2 separate regions of the Homo sapiens genome follow, and region 1 is linked to region 2. The links are chromatin loops, found by intact Hi-C in ENCODE. Cell type or tissue: heart left ventricle. All regions are shown on one strand. Links, peaks and the distances in the headings refer to the core of each region. The heading gives the core; the rest is flanking DNA.

Region 1 (2,907 bases), core at 298-2,797, 290 kb after region 2:
TTCTTGGCCCTAGGGCCTGGCTGACAGCTGGGGGCATCTCTAGGCCTGTGTGTGAAGGAAAAGCCGACGGGTGGAGTAACAGGACCGTAACCAGATGGCCCAGATTTCCGAGGACAAGCCTAATTTTAAGTATTCTGTTCTGTGATCAGATCATGTATTAGACAATCTGGCCCGATATTTTAGCTTGAAAAATATGGTCACTAGAATTGATGATGACATAGCGTGAATGCCCTAGCATAGACCAGCAGGCAAAAGATGGCAGAGCTTGGGTCCTAGTCAGGTAGCAGTGTGCTCACCCCGTGTGGTAAAATCAGGCAGTGATCCTATAAAGAGAACAGGTGGCAGGAATAGAAAATCAAGGCCTTCTCTCTAGTTCTAGGACCCAGCTTGGGCCCCTTCTTCACATATCTGTTCCCTGCTCTAGGGTGGGCTAGGCATGGACTGAGAGGGGCAGGACAATGCCATATGGAGGGAAAGCTGCCTACCCTTAGGTGGGACCCTGGGCCGAAAGTCAGTGGAGAGGGGAGCTTGCCCAGATACTTCCTCCAACTGCCTCTGAGCACTCTGCTCCTTCCTGCTCTCCTTTTCCTTTTCTCCTCTTGGATCACCTCCCTCTGCTTTCTATGTGTCTGTTTCTAGGTCTCACTAGTCTTTTGAACTCTGTGGCAAATTCTAGGTAGATCTCTGGGCAGTTTTCATGTATACTGCCCAAGGAAGGTCTTTCAACAAAAGAGCTGGAGTCTGGGAACCAAGGGGAGGATCCAGGCTGGGACTAGTCCCTGCTTGGTCACAAATTTGCTGTGTGACCTCAGGCAAATCACATCTTCTCTGAGTCTCTGTCCCCATCAGCAAGGTTTGGACTAGGTGACCTCTAAAGGTCCTTCCATCTAAAAAGTTCCACGATTTCAGTATGTGTGTGTTGATGCATCCCACGGAATCTCTGTACATCTTTGTTTTTCTTCAAACTGTCAGCCTATTTCTCTGTCTTTTTTCCCTCTCTCTTTCTCCCCCCTTCCTTTCTTCCCTCCCTTTCTGCAGTTCCCTCTTCCTCTTAGACTCTGTCAAGCTCCCCGACCTCTTTCTTCCTCTGAGATGTTCTGTGCTGCCTTTCACCATTGCTCCAATGCTGTTCTTCAGTAAGCACTTATTTATCCCAGCTCTGGGCACCCCTCTGCCACAGGGGTCCCATATGCACTCAGGGTACCAATCTGGCCAACTTAGGGCCTGAGAAAGGGGGACTGGGCAGCCGTAATAATTAACGCCTAGGCTGCCTACCATGGTCCTCTGCTGCCACCTGTCGTTAGTCCGGAGTGACACTGCTCTGGGGGCTGCTGAGCCCACAGGGGCCACTACCGCTGCTCTGGCCGACAGGAATCCATTACATGCAGTGTCCTGCCAGGCCTGATTTAAAGCTCATCCTGTAATCCGTCTTGCGCCCCCTCTGGGCCTGTCTCCGGTTTCCTAGCCTGTGAAATGGATGGAAGTTGTCTTCAGCTCTGGCAGAGAGAGGTGAGGAGTAGAGGCTCTAGGGACACCTGGCTTTGCAGCCTGCCCCTGTGCTTGTCCTGGTGGGTGACCTGGGGTGAATCCTTCCCCATCCCCTTCTTTGCAGCCTGCAGTATTGAAATGGATGATGTGGGAAGACATGGTTGAGAGAAAAGGGGCAAGATGGATTCCTGTCTTTCACACAAGCAGTACAATGCTGAGAAACTGGAAATGGACATACCCACTGCATCTACAAACCTTTGGCCAGGTCACAACTCCATCTTAGCAGCCAAGCCTTTCTATTCATTCACCCATTCACTTATTACTCACCCATTCATTCCACCAAGCAGCCTGGGGCTGTGGGAAAAAGCACTCAGCGGGAAATCAGAAGCCCAACCTTCTCGGCTCAGCTCAGCCACGGTTCTCCAACCTGGGCCAAGCCCGTATCTTTCTCTGAGCCTCCATTCCCTCCTCTGTAACATGAAGGGGTTGGGACAGACCAGGAGAAGTCTAAATTCCCTCCCTCATTCTGCCATTCTAAAGTGATGATTCTCCAATTGCAGGTGCCTTGCTAAGCACACTGGGTGATGAACAATTACAGATCCCCACTCAGAGGCCAGGGAAAACCTGCCTCATAGCCCCCAGACACCCTCCACTCACCTCCTAGACCTCTGGCTGGCCTTTTCAAAGCCCACCAATGAGCAGGCCCTTGCTAAGTTCCTCCTTTCTTCCCCCGGGGCACTGTTCTGGTGCCAACTGTCAGGTCATATGACAAGCACAGATGTCTAGACGTCATCTAGCCCTGGCCACTTGGGTTCATGAAAATCAGCAATTCCTGGCACTGAAAAGTCCTTAAGACTTCCTCCTGGCGATGCCAGCCCCAGCATCCCCAGAGACTTGAACTGGGGCCAGGATGAGCGGGCTGGAGCTGGTTGGCATCAGACTCAGAGTCCCAAACTCCTCCCTCGCCAGGTTTTAAAGCCACTGAGAACCCTGCTGCACAGCCATTGACATCTGAAAGGTTGCAAAGAAGCCTAGCTTGGGGACTGGTGGCTTCCTGGCCCAAGCTCTGCTCCCAGAAATACTCAGCTGAAGCCAGGGTCCCAGGCCAGCTGCATCATCTCAGCCTGGCTACACTGCCATCGGCAAGGTGCCATGCACAGAATTGCAGCCAGGTAGTGGCCTCCCAAAAGGAGCTGGCTGGTGGTGTCTGGGAGCTGTTCCTCATCTCCCCATCCCTGCAAACCGCCCCCAGACCTCAGCCTTTCATGAGGGAGGTCCTGCCCACATCTGCTGCTGGCCGTCACATCTGCAATGGATTACAAGGCTGGCCCAGGCTCAGGCCCATCCCAGATGTGGATTCCCCTGGAATGTGCCTTCTCTCTAATTGTCCAGCCTCTGAAGGGTCCGAGACCCCCTCCT
Region 2 (2,907 bases), core at 240-2,739:
AATATAGGTAGAGGAGATGAGAACATCTAACACTAAGATCCAACATTTAGAGGAAGAGCCTGCAAAAAAACAGAGAAGGAACAATCAGAGAAATAGTAGGAAAGCCTGAAACTAGGAAAGCCTGGCTCCAGGAGGGAGTGGTCAACTATAGCCAATGTTTCTGAGAGGTCCAGAAAGGCAAGGCAGATCGTTGGGGTTGGCAATGTTGGGTCATTGGTGATCTTTGACAAGAGCAATTTCAGTGAGGATGGAAGTCCTCTAGGGTAGCTAGAGGTGAGAATGGGCTGTGAGGAAGCAGACACATTGAGTGTAGAAATCTGGTGTGAGAGGTCCCACTGTGAAGGAAAGCAGAGTGATGAGGCAGAAGCTGGAGGAGTGCATGGGTGAGGAAAAAGTAGCAGGGCAGTGGATTCGAGGCCTAAGTGAGGACGGAGCCTTGGTAGGTAAGGGTACTAGAGGGAATAAGAATAATAGAGTGTAGGATCAAAAAGTGAGATGATTGAAATCAAGATTCTTAAACTGATGTCATTAATCATGATGGCAAGGTCAAGGGTATGGCCAAGAGAATCAGTGACTCAGATGGGATGAAGGGCCAGATCCTTGGAGGTGTGAGGTACTCCAGGAAGAGAAAAGCCAGAGTGGTAGGTCTATGTTAATGAAGAAGTTGCAGGATGTGGGGGTAGAGAGGAGACAGTCAGCCACCTACTAACATCTTCAGTGAATGGAGGGCAGCGACAAATACAGTCAAAAGATGGCAGCCTTCAGGAGGGGTGGGAGATGAGGCAGTCTTTGGAAGAGCCATTGTTTTAGAAGGAGGAAGGAAAACAAGTGGTCTAGAAGCAGCCATGGGAAACAAGGAGGACATCTACCCCATCTCCCTGCCCAGAGGTATGTGGGGTGTGAGAGAAAAATATAGCCCCCAAAATATAACAGGAGAGTTGTGACCTTGGTGTATAGAAATAAAGGAAACGGTTATAAGAGGTTGAGCATATGGGGAAGGGGCAACAGTTGCTGCCAGTAGACCATGGGTCCCAGAAGGCAGAGTGGAAGGGTTTGAGGAGCTTGGAAGGAATGTAAGATGAGGCCCAAAGTAGGGACTGTACACGGCAATGGAGGGATTGGAGTTTGGGGGGTGATGGAAGACCAGGAGGCCTGGCTTCTGTGGTGAGCAAGGCAAAGAGGGATATGAGTCCTAATGAGATATAGCAGGATTCCGTCAAGAAAATGGGCTCATCAGGTCAAGCCAGCAGACACGGGGAAGCTGAAAGACTGCCTGCCTGCTACTGGCTGGTGGTGCTGAGGCGGAGGGTGAGCTAAGACCTGTAACGAGGGGAAGCTCTGTAGGTCTCCCATATAACCTGCAGGGGGCAGTGTCTCTGTTGAGAGAGAAGACAATTTCAAACAAGCAAAGCATGGAAACAAACTTCCAAGCAGCCACTCATGACTGCATACCCTCAGATACACACTTGTATGCACACAGAGACCCTAGCCCAACCCCCCACGAAGCATGAACTTGTGGACAAAATCATATGTACATAAGCAGGCATGTACACTTTTGCATGTACCAACGTACACACACCATGCATACAGGCCCAACACACCATGCACAGCCATATTACCCCATACCATCACATACACACATGCAAGCACACACCCACGCACACGCACATGCATGCAGAGGCAACCGAGAGTGGGTTTTCTTAAGTCTTGCCAAGCCACAGACATCAGAAAATCAAGCTGAAGTTGAACAATCCAACCCAGAAAAGGGGGAGGAGATGAAGGGCGTGAGAATGAGGTGTGTGTTGCGGTAGTCCGGAAGCGGGGAGCAAGGGAGCCAAGTGCTGAGTTAAAAAAAAAAAAAAACTAGACCGTTTGGAAAAGGGAAAGCCTTCAGACAGAGCAGGAATGCAGGCTGTAATTAGAATCGCTTCAACCGTCTCTAGATTGGGAGAGGATAGGCAAACTGGTTACACATGCGGCATGGTGAGCCCCAGCCCAGATAATACTGGCAAAGCATGTGCACATGGGAGCATGCAAGCGCTGTGGAAAATGCACTTAACCGAACCACATTGGGCCCTGGGGAAGCCAATGTGAGGTAGCCCCCTTCACTTGCCCCTGCAGCCACTTTCCTTCAGGCTGGACCTCTCACCAGACTCAGGGCCACCACCACAAACATGTGTATGTCCCCAACAGGGTAGGACTTGCCAAAGGCCACAGAGTGGGCCTAGGGAGTGATGTGGTGATGTAGGCACTGGACTGGAAGACAGTATCTCCGAGTTTGAGTCCCAGGTAAGCCACTGACAGGCTGCCTGACTGGGGCCACATTCCTCCCCTGCTTTGGGCCTCTGTAGCCTGAAGGGAGATCTTGGGGTCCTTCCAATCTGGCCCTGAGTATTCATCCAGGACTATTGGTTCTGAGCAGCTGGAAGGAGGCAAATGAAAGAGATTTGTGGGGTGCCTGCAAGATGAGGAGCTGGGCTGGGAGGGATGTGAGTGTCTCTGGCTCCCCTGGCCCTGGGCAGAGGTTGCACTGAGGGAGAAACTTCACACGCTGGTGTGCTGTGGGCCCCAGGGACTGAAGCAGGCCTAGGAAAGAGGGCCAGGCGGCCACAAACAGAATCCTTCCTATTCCCTCTGGCCCTCCCCTTCCCTTCTTCTCACCTTTCTCCACCAGGCTTTCTGGGAGGCCTCAGGGCCAGCTGCTATCATCACTAAAAATAGCCTAGGCAGCTTTGGGTGTGAAGGAGCCCATCTTACTTGCAGGGTCCCAGAGGCCTGGCAGGTGGCAGTTGGTATCTATGGCCCCTCCAAGCCTGAGAGATCAGATTATCCTTTTCAAGGAGAAATCTTGCAAGCCCCAGTTCCAGCCAAAAGCTTAGGTTGCCCATGCACTGCCCTCTTTGTTCT

What was found. A loop is a pair of places that touch in the nucleus more often than their neighbours do. Peaks named below come from ENCODE experiments on the same cell type or tissue, not always from the same donor. Only the 100,000 strongest peaks of a DNase experiment are listed, where the experiment ranks them.
Region 1: a loop joins it to region 2, with 2.2 times the contacts of the local background. A loop is called at or near these places in 4 of 110 quality-filtered maps.

Annotation. Positions count from the first base shown.
Region 1 is chrX:69,386,459-69,389,365 of GRCh38, forward strand. No RefSeq gene overlaps it. Among named protein-coding and RNA genes, the nearest start is that of NALF2, 120 kb to the right of the region's middle. RefSeq lists a silencer at 1,195-1,244. In heart left ventricle, for the core only: a CTCF peak has its summit at 1,301; no DNase peak of the experiment used is centred there.
Region 2 is chrX:69,092,789-69,095,695 of GRCh38, forward strand. No RefSeq gene overlaps it. Among named protein-coding and RNA genes, the nearest start is that of PJA1, 71 kb to the right of the region's middle. RefSeq lists an enhancer at 1,895-2,395. In heart left ventricle, for the core only: a CTCF peak has its summit at 1,360 (motif pointing right); no DNase peak of the experiment used is centred there.